Linked DNA regions of Homo sapiens: region 1 is linked to region 2. The links are chromatin loops, found by intact Hi-C in ENCODE. Cell type or tissue: PC-9. All regions are shown on one strand. Each heading gives the region's core, and the rest is flanking DNA. Links, peaks and the distances in the headings are about the cores only.

Region 1 (5,293 bases), core at 816-4,815, 120 kb after region 2:
ACTAGCCATAATGACTCTCCATCATATTTCAAGTAAAAGGAGCCCCTTTTGAAGGGAAAACAGTAATAGATAATATTTCAGAGCTCTGTATAAATGGACATTAATTTATTCATTTCACAAACATCGAGTAGTATCAATTATATACCTGAATTTTCCTCTGAATGTAAAGGAAACAGAATGATATACTGCAGTGGCCAGGGAATGTCAGGGTAAGAAGCAAAGAGGAAGGTAGATGTGAGTCAGTCCTTGATAGATGAGGAGTGTCTGGCCCTGTTTGGGGAGAATACAGTTTGTTGCAGACTGTGGAAATAGCACAGATACACAGGATGTAAAAGCCTGTAAAAGCTCTAGAGCCTGTGATTTCCTAACCTGCCGTATTTCCTGCACAACTACACTTCCCTTTCCCTGCACAGATGAACTTTAGAAGACATCGGGCCCGGGAAAGTGGGGTGAGCTAGGTCAGAGGCTCTGGAAGCCTCAAACGTCTCCATTCCTTGTACCATCTGGCAGTATGTCATTTTTTACCCCCACTCTTGGCAAATGCTAATTTTTTAAAATAATGTTTTTAAAGTAATCATTTATTTTGTCATTTTTGTAACACACAGCGCTGTCAATCAGGGTTTTTAATCAGCATGAGATGAGCCCATAAGTTAATTTCACAGAACTTTAATATAATTCCATCTCAGCAAAGACATGAGTCAATTTCCTTATTATGTATAGCTTGGGTCATGTGCATAATTTCCTTTCACTTTCAAAAAATATTAAAAAGAAATTGAGGACCTTGATATTATCCTTGAAAACCTTAGGTTAGGGACTGCCACCCTAGCCAGTTCTCACCTCCTAACCTCTTTGTCTCTCTTACCATCTATGATCCCTTGACTCCCCTGGAGCTGTTCTGTCCAAAGATTCTAAAGATAAATTGAAATTACCAGATGATTTTATTATTTCTTACATGATCTATCTGTAGTCCAGCCCAGAACAGCAGCTCTGGACAATTTTGTTTTGCATTTGTCTCTTTAAACCTGTTTATTGATTCACTGATTCAAAACATGTGATTTTTAATATCTTCCTTGTCAGATATACAATGTTAGGATTAATGGATAAAATGTCAAAAGTGAGGAAGTCAAGAAAGTGAGAAGCAAAACCAATGAAAAATGGTCTGTGTGATGAGTAGCCATTAGGAATGATGACAAGATTAGTAGCAGACAGAAGGACTGAATGAGAAGAGAGTTCTGAAGGGAAAGAAGCAAGTGCAGCAAAGAAGGGTGCTGTTCTAATGTCATGTGTGTAAAGGAGCTGGGCTTCAAAGGAGGAAGGAAAATGATCTGGAGGCAACAGAGAGAAGCCCAAAGAGCAAGGAAGACACCAAAACAATATATAAACACAGAGTAGGTCTCTCGATGTACATTAAAGGATACCCCGAATTTCATTCTGCATCATTCTGATCTTGAAAGTCTCAGTCTTTGAATAACAAAAATAGGACAGTGACAAGCGAAACCAGGGCCTCTATCGAAGAACTCGGGTAAACCCAAATTGTCTTGGGCATGCAAAATACAGGCACATTTTGCAACAATTGCCGATGATACACTGATAGGGGTTGAGAAATCATCAGTATGTAAATACTACTATAGAAGAAAGACATTATAACTCTTCATAATAAATTGCAAGTGCTGTGTAGAAATGTGTATCATAAACCAGAAGAAAAAAAATACAGATTTGGCTGTTCAGGACACAGCATCAGGGAGGAAAGAGGGCCAAGTAAGACTGGCCAGGCCTGTGTATGTTTTTTAACTTTATTTATTTATTTTTTGTGTGTGATTTGGGGTCTTACTCTGTTGCGATGATCATGGCTCACTCCAGCCTCGAACTTCAGGGCTCAAGCAACCCTCTCAACTCAGCCTCCTGAGTAGCTAAGACTGCCATACCAGGCTAATTTTTAAAATATATATATATTTTAGAGACAAAATCTCACTGTTTCCCAGCCTAGTCTTGAACTCCCCACCTCAAGCATTCCTCCCGCCTCAGCCTCCCAAAGTGCTGAGATTACAGGCATGAGCCACCACACCAGGCCCTGTGTGCTTTTAGACACCCTGTGTATATTCATATTGATAGTTCCAGAACAGGCAGTGGAGGAGATCTCATCAGTGTCCTGTGAGTGCACACAGACCTTTAGCTAGCACCTGGCTTGCTTTATGCAAGATAGAAACAAATGGATCCCTGTAGGCCAAGAGGGGTAGCTTACTTCTAATGTATTAAACTGCCTGTATTATCCACACTGAAGATCTCTTTAAGTTTAATGTAAAAATCCGTATATAAATGGTAAATTGAAATTAGCATTATAAAGGAATGTCCACAATCATAGAAAAGAACTTTCATTTACAATAAAGAGTACTTGTAGGGGAAATTTCTGTTCATGGCTTAGAGTGAGAAGGGAATGAAGTGGGCAGAGTAGTTCACAAGACATAGCCATTCTCAAGAGCTCCCACTGTTTGGATGGGAGTGTCAAATACAGGAAGGCAGGGAAACCTACGGTGTGGGTAATTAAGGTTTATCCTACCTGTGTGTGAGTTATGACCCCATACACAATTTGTGAGAAATTTGCAAAATGCATTTTCGACATTATCTCCTACACAAGATTTTGTATGTTGATATTGTATCATCTTATGTCTTTGCCATGCCCCAAACCCACTTAATTATTCTTGTGGGGAGGGTGAGGCAGGAAAGACTTTGCTCAGGACTGCTGGGAGCTGTGAGGAAAAGAGGAAGCACCAGAGTTTCTGCACAGGGAGGGGGAGATTCTGCAGCGCTGTGGCTAAGCGACTTGCACAGACATACACGGCCGAGTCCCCCTGCTCTGCAGGCTGGATCTTCAGAGTAGAGAATGATCCATCAGGCCTCTCAGCTGAGAATCGCTCTGTGGGCATACCTGCATTATCTATAATAGATCAGCTCCGGAAGTAACTCAGCAATTCCAGTCCCTGCACGAAGGTATCTCTGTACCAGAAAAGGAAATTGTGGCCAAAAATTGGCTCACATCTCAGAGTCACTGTTTGTCCCATTTCTGTCACCTCATGCTTGGGTGACTGGATAATGCCAGCATCTGTGCATGCTATAAAAGAACGCAAAATTAGGAAACAGAATAAGGAAAATACAGGAAGTCATCTATACAGAGGCCCAGCATGAGGATGATAAATACATGAGGACTCACTCGCTACCAGGATACAAAGGGACACACAGAGGGTCCAGGAGTCCATGGCAGAGTGAGAACAGATGTGGCACATTCCAGACCAGCGCCCTTATGAACATAAGCAAGAAAAGATACTTTGGGACATTTTACCCCCACAAGATGCATCTGTTAGTGACAACACTGAATGGCCCACCACCCCCAACTTGAAAGCTCCTTTAAGCGGAGGCTACATTTTTGGGAGATGAATCAGGCAGACTACATTTTTGGGAGATGAATCAGGCAGGACTGAAGTCAACTATAATTGATCTGAGATACAGATGCACACTTGCAGAGGATCCCTGTAGATTTGCTTTGATATTATCAATTCATAGCACCTTCTCCATAACATGCCTTACCTAGGAGCCTGCCAACTATATCCATCTGCACCTCAAACTCCAAGTATTTAAAGATGAACTCATTGCCTTATTGCAAGCCAGCTTCTCTGCAAACTCTCCTCTTCCTCTCACTGGTGACTCTGTGCTCCTAGTTCTTCAAATGCCTTTAAATGAGTTAGAAGTTAGCATCTGAGTTACCCAGGAAGAGCAAGCATGTCAACCGCGTTGTTAAAGATACAGGAGCTGAATCAGTGTCCCGGAAGCTCATTAGATTTCAAAGCTCTTCTTTGCAGTGAAGGGTCTCTCCGAGTTTATTGATCCTTGAACTCTATTGAGTTTGCAAAGCCCAGAGCACAGAATCTCTCACATTCTCTATCCACACAATAAATCAGAAACAAGATTGTCTTTCTCACAAAGATTTGGAAATTAAATGTTCCAGAGTTGATTTACATCTTATTCTTACCTCTAGCAAAGCTCAGCATTTCTTAATCTTTACACCTGGTCTTTTTCTTATAAAAGAATCTTACATCTCACTAACTGACTTCCTCTCGGGGTGTAGAGTATAGAGAACTGAGAGAACCTCTGCTCTATGAATTGGTCAACTAGGTTATTTGCTAACAAAGAAGAAGGAGCAGTTTAAGGCCACATTTTCGCTGTTGGCACAGAGGCATACAGCTGAGTCCCCTGCGCCCCAGGGGACTTGCCCATCCTAAGGAGCAAATAGTTTACAGATGAGCTTGTGTGACCTGAGGTGTCTGTTTCCTTGTGGGTTCCATCCCTTTGTTGTGTGTGTTAGATCCAGAATGTAAAACGGTAGTCATCAATCAGTTTTTAAGGTGACCAACACGTTTTCCTCCCTATTACCAGGTGCCTAGGTTTGGTAGTCAGAACAATGCCCCTTCAACCATGCCCAGGCCTAATCCCTGGAATGTGTTAAATTACCTGATAAAGGGGAATTAATGTTCCAAGTGAAGTGAGCTTGCCAATCAGCTGACCTTAATATAGGGGCCCAATGTAATCACAATGGTCCTAAAATGTGGAAGAGGGAGGATGAAAAGTGAGCATCAGAGTATGCAGAGTGAGCAAAGTCTCAGCCAGTCCTTGCTGGCTTTGAAGATTGAATGGGGCCATGAGCCAAGGAGCACTGGTGGCCTCTAGAAGCTGAAAAGGAGAGAAAAACAGTTCTTCCCTAGAGCCTCAGGAAGGAATGCAGCCCTGCCAACGCTTGGATTTTAGCCCAGTAACATCCATTTTGGACTTCTGACCTCCAGAACTGTAAGGTAATACTTGTGTGGTTGTAAGCCACCAAGTTAGTGGTAATTCGTTACAGCAGCAATAGAAATTGAATACCTTATAGTAGCCATGGGACTCATGAGAGAGAGAGGCAGAAGCCGGATACAAAATACTGGTAGAGTCAGATGCACGATCACGTGGAAAAACGAAATCAACCCAGGCAAAACAAACAAAACTTTTATATGCCCAGACCCCACCTTCTTCCAGGGACACAGAGGCATCTGGAGTAATAGAGTTAGAACTAGACTGCGGCATTTTCCCGCCCTGAGCAAAGGTTCTTGGGGGAGAAAATTCTGTCCTACTCCACCCTAAGCCTTGCTAATAAGTGTATATGCTGCTGGTACATCATTGTGATTGAAGCTGCCTGAGGACAGGCTCCCCCTGACATGGTCCAGGGTAGCGCCTCCATTTCTACCTGTTCTTCCCTCTACGTTCGACG
Region 2 (5,293 bases), core at 524-4,523:
CCCCTAGAAAAGTTCAATGTTTTTTCATCATTAACACCTGGCTTTTTCCCCTGTAACCCCACTTCTCCAAACCTACTTCGTCTCAGAGATTATGGAAAGCTGAGAGAAAGATCTTTTTTTTGGGTTGGTTGGTTAAGTTACTTGCCAACAAAAGAGAAGGGCACATTTTTGCTGTTGGCACAGAGGCATGCTTCTGAGTCCCCTGCAGTCAAAAGCACTTCCCAAAGTAAAAGGGCATTAGTTTGCAGACTAGCTTGTGTTACTGGAGGGGCTATTTCCATGTGGGCTCTATCCTTTTGCAGGGTCTGTTGGATCCAGGATATAAAACTATGGCCATAATTCTGCCTTCAAAAAGTTAATTGCTTACTACTTCGTGTAACCAGGTAGCAAGTGTGGCAGGCAGCGTGACGACCTCTCAAAGATGTACATGTCTAATTCCCAGAAACTGGGAATGTGTTAAATTATGTGGCAAGGGGAGAAACGAATGTTCCAAATGGAATGAAGGTTGCTAATCAGCTGGCCTTAATATGGGGAGCGTGTCCTGGATTTTCCAGATGGGCCCAATGTAATCACAAGGGTCCTAAAATGTGGAAGAGGGAGGATGAAGAGTGAGTGTCAGAGTGATGCAGAGTGAGCAAAGGCTCACCCAGTCCTTGTTGGCTTTGAAGATTGAATGGGGCCATGAGCCAAGGAACACTGGTGGCCTCTAGAAGCTGAATAGGAGAGAAAAATAGTTCTCCCTGAGAGCCTCGGGAAGGAATGTAGCCCTGCCAATACCTGGATTTTAGCCTGGTTTTGGACTTCTAACCTCCAGAACTGTAAGATAATAAATTTTTATTGTTGTAAGCCACCAAATTAGTGGTAATTTTTGTCAATAGAAATTTAATACCTTCTAGTAGCCATGGGACTGATGGGTGAGAGGCAGAAGCCGGGTACAAAATACAGGTACAGACAGATGCATGATCACATGGAAGGAATTTAAAATCAGGCCAAGGGAAGCCTATTCAAAAACATATTCTTATGTCTGCCCAGGCTTCATCTTCTTCCAGGAGACACACTGGACTATGCCTCATACGTGGATATGGTCGTGGCATCACTGTGATTTTCATCTCCCTGGCGACAGGGTCCCTCTGCTGTGGTCCTGGGTAGCACCTCCCTTTCTTGCTGTTCTACTCTCACAGAGCAGGTAGGGTTGGCCTGGGCTGGTTTGGGGCCAGGCTCTCCAAGGCTCTTTTGACACAAGAACTGCTTCTCTGGTTTTCCAAGCTCAGAACATGGGCCCTGCACCACCTCAGCTCCTTGTGCCCCTACATCTTAAGCGAGCTCAGAGGTATATGCACTGCAAAGTACACCTGTCACTCAGCCCCACTCAAAGCACAATTTAAAGCAAAACCCACCTCTACAATGGAGGAAGCGTCGGTTACTAATTCCTTTATTCCCAGCCATCATTCAAGACATCTGCAAACCAACTCCCTGAATTTAGGTCCAACCTCGGGGTTATTCTTAACCATCTTCCAGGGAGCAATCTCAGCTCCTCCCCATAGACTCTGGATGACATCGAAGCCACAGTGCCTCCTAGTGGCCAGTAGGCCAGAACAGCACAAATGTGCTCTCTTTTGCCAGGACACAGGGACTTGAGCTTTATTTCACTGAGTACAAGGGATATAGGATATTATGATTAGTTGGTGTTAAAAGGCCAACAAATAATATTAGTGCTATGGGGTAGGACAGAAACACCCCAGACATTGACAATGCAGTCAGAAAGGTGGAAACATAATGTCAGTTTTAATACTGATAAGCAGCAGGTCTCATTGTGAAACTCGATGGGCTGGCTAACATGATGCTGAAACAGAATTTAACCCATTCCCTATCCCCTCCAAACTGCAGGCCACCCTGCATGGAAGAGAGAGTTCCTCACTGATCTTAGCACATGTTGAAAATAATCTACTTTTCTCTAGGGAACCAGGAGGAAAACGGGAAAATAAGGAGAGACTAAACTAAAATGAAGAGAGGAAATAGTATAACTGATTTCCCTTCTGTAGAGAAGATTTGGCAAGGAATAGGAAGATTAAAACAGGATTATTACTTTCGGGGTGCCCCACAAAATGGGGTGTGTTGTCCCAGGAGATTGGCTTTAAACGGGGTAAAACAATAGCCACATATCAGTTACTCCCTCTAATTTTGACCATTGCCCCAGGAAATACTCATAAAACAGCACAAATCCACCCCCAGAACTCAGTAATTAAATTAATTTGAAGCCCAATCTGTACTATTTGACCAGATCTCAGCATTCTCTTGATTGTCTTTCCCATCTTGCCATATGGTCCAATGGAACACAGAGGTTATGTGATAGAAATAAATAACAGTAGAAGAATACTCTAAAAACAACATGCCCCAAACAAAGATATGTCTCAATTGGATTATGAATGGTCTTGATAAGTTTTTTTAAAGTATTTGATATCAGAGTTTAACATCTCTATACCATTTAAGTTGAATATTAGACAAATCACAAAGAATCTAACATTAAAATACAAGGAAAATTAGAATTCCAGGTAAAGTTATTTTCACCTTAATCCCAATAATTAAGGATAATGGCACTCACTCTTTCTGTTGTTATCTACATAGTTGGAAAAAAAATATCAAAAACAACATTAAAAATTTTAGTTAAAGTCCTAAAAAAATAATAATAATTTGGCTGGAATGTTGGTGAGGGCAAGAGCTCCGGGAGGTGAGCACAGCAGTCCATTTGCCCTAGCGGGCATTTGCAGATCCTGACTCAGCACTCAGGAAGCTGACTCACAGGCCACGGGGGTAAAGGCAAAGCCCAGAACATACCGAACGTGTCATTGCCAAATTCCACTAGTAACAATAAGCCAGAGACAAACCTGTTCTCCAGATGCTCCAGGACACCTCAAGCCTTAAACTGTGATTCAGGGAGCCTGACTGTTTATATCTACATGCACTTTCAGAAGCACAGAAAAATGATCTCTGCAGAAAAATATCCATCCTACCCCCAAAATTATTTCTACAACTATAGTGTTTGGCAAAGTGTCAAACATCATCAGATTGGTAAGGAGAAATACAAATGCCATGAAAACTCAAGCACCATAACTGAGAAGCAGCACAAAAAGAAAATCACAAAAATATCCTATGAAGATCTTAGAGGTGAAAATGATCAGACAGACTCTGAAACAACTGTGTGTCCTATATTCAAATAATAAAAAGTGATCTCAGAAAATGTTATGAGGGAGTTATTAACTATAACTAACATAGCAGATTGGGAAAAGAAAAAAATAGAAATTTTGACAAGGAGATGGTGAGTGAGTGGTCATTTTAATCCATCACATCAGTGAGGTTTTATTACAGGAATAAAGGACAGGGAGATGTGCAATGAACAAATGGAAATAAAGCCTGACTTGCCATCAGGTATTAGATTGGATAAGGAGGGGAGGGAAGTCAGGAGGGGCAAATGGACAGTGACAGTGCTTTCAGACAATTTCCAGTATGCTGCTTTTTAAGTAATTCTAACCAATACTTCAGAAAGATTTCTAGTATTAGAGAGTTTAGGCAGAAGTAGAGTAATGAATATGGAGCTAGACACACAGAGTGTATATTATCAGAGAGGGCAATTGATTGCTTCAGAAGTTCTTACAAGGAATATTTCAATCCACTAAGGAACTTTTAATATACAAGGCAGACACGTAGAAATGTCCTCTGAACTGACTGGTCCAGGTCTAGATATATTCTTGGGCTGGGATGATTACATAGAAGAGTTAGAGAGTTCAGGAGAAGTAGAATTCATGTGGAGCTAAGATTTGCACCTGGTTGCCGGGGTATCCATTTGTGTGCATTTCTTTGAACTGGAAAAAGGGCTGAATAACATACCTGAAATTATAATCACTATCATTAACAACATCATTATTAGCATACTTTACCAAAAATAAAACAGAAGGAAAAAGATTTCCAAACACATACTGTGTGTTGAGACTTTGCTAGACAGCCGGGGTGTCACTAAGGGTAACAAGTCATTCACATGCTGACAACTACATAAGGGGAGCCTGCTGTTTGCTGCTTGGTATAATCACTATCTGTATTATTAAGTTTATTGTACATGTTTCATGATCACATACTTTTATGGGAGATAAACCATCACTACCCCTGAGGACTCAATCTCTGATAAGTCACTTTAGGTTTCTTGAGTTGTCCCCAAGAAGTGTTTCAAATCCCTGAGACACATTTTCAAGCAACAATTATAGCGCTCATGTTGTAAGAAATAGTTCATTTCCTCCCACTATATGAATCCTAGCTATATCTGAAAACTCACTTCTTTCCTGGGAGGATGAGGAATAAGGAAAGGCTGCTGTGAGCTGAGTAGAGAGGAGAGAGTCCTGCGGTTTTCTGCACAGGAGGGAAGTGTCTCTGCTACACTGTGTCTAAGCTGCTGGCACAGAGATACACGGCCGAGTCCCCAAGCTCTGCAGGCTGGATCTTGAGAGTGGAGTCTACTCCTTTGAGCCTCTCTGCAGAAAATCGATCCTTAGGCAACTGTGAATCGTCTACTGCTTCCTCATTCTCATATCGAATCAGAAGCTCCGGGCCCTGTCCCAAGTTCTGCAGGTACCAGTAAAGGGTATTGTGGCCAGAAATAGGATTGCACCAAAAAGCCACAGGCTGTTTTTTCTCTATAATCTTATATCTGGGAGACTGAACCACTCCAGCTTCTATGAGTTCTGTGGGGGAAAAAGAATTTTAAAATAGAAGGAAATGACTAGAATAATCACTGGGAGATTATGTGAGGATCATGGTGTTCCTAGGACTCACCTTCCACCAGGAGACAGAAGGCCACCCAGCAGAGGAGCCTGGTACCCATGGCAGGGTCAGGGCAGGATGGAAGCTTTGCCAGATCAGGGTCACTGTGAGCAGGAGCAGAGGAAGTGGGATGTTGCTGTCCTTACAGAGAAGTTCCTACAGTGACATCATTGTCTCCACAAATGCTTAAGTTCTTAGAAAACAGTTGTTGTAAACTAAAACAGAGCTAAAAGTTTGTTTAATGTATTCATAGACTGGAAGTTCATCCAAGCGTCCTCACTCACATATTCAGGGCTTGGGGGATTAGATCTGTCACTACATCTCTAGGCCTATCCTGTGCTAGATGTTTCTACGTGGAAGTCTCAAAGGCAACTCAAAATAGATATATCAATTAGTGACCTCTTGATTTTATGTGTAATTTTCCTTCTCTTTGGGTATTTCTTTTCTACCAGGTCCTCCATGCTCCCAGTCCTCTAGGGTAATT

The links. A loop is a pair of places that touch in the nucleus more often than their neighbours do. Peaks named below come from ENCODE experiments on the same cell type or tissue, not always from the same donor. Only the 100,000 strongest peaks of a DNase experiment are listed, where the experiment ranks them.
Region 1: it touches region 2 in a loop (10-fold over the local background); 1 of 110 quality-filtered maps calls a loop at or near these places.

Annotation. Positions count from the first base shown.
Region 1 is chr7:142,438,844-142,444,136 of GRCh38, reverse strand. It overlaps TRB and the pseudogene TRBV12-2. Among named protein-coding and RNA genes, the nearest start is that of MIR11400, 33 kb to the left of the region's middle. RefSeq lists an enhancer at 2,793-3,992. In PC-9, for the core only: no CTCF peak of the experiment used is centred there; DNase peaks (open chromatin) are centred at 3,016, 3,446 and 4,276; H3K4me3 peaks cover 1,750 bases; H3K27ac peaks cover 3,685 bases.
Region 2 is chr7:142,554,458-142,559,750 of GRCh38, reverse strand. It overlaps TRB and TRBV11-3. Among named protein-coding and RNA genes, the nearest start is that of MIR11400, 83 kb to the right of the region's middle. In PC-9, for the core only: CTCF peaks have their summits at 1,376 and 1,582 (motif pointing left); a DNase peak (open chromatin) is centred at 2,840; H3K27ac peaks cover 2,903 bases.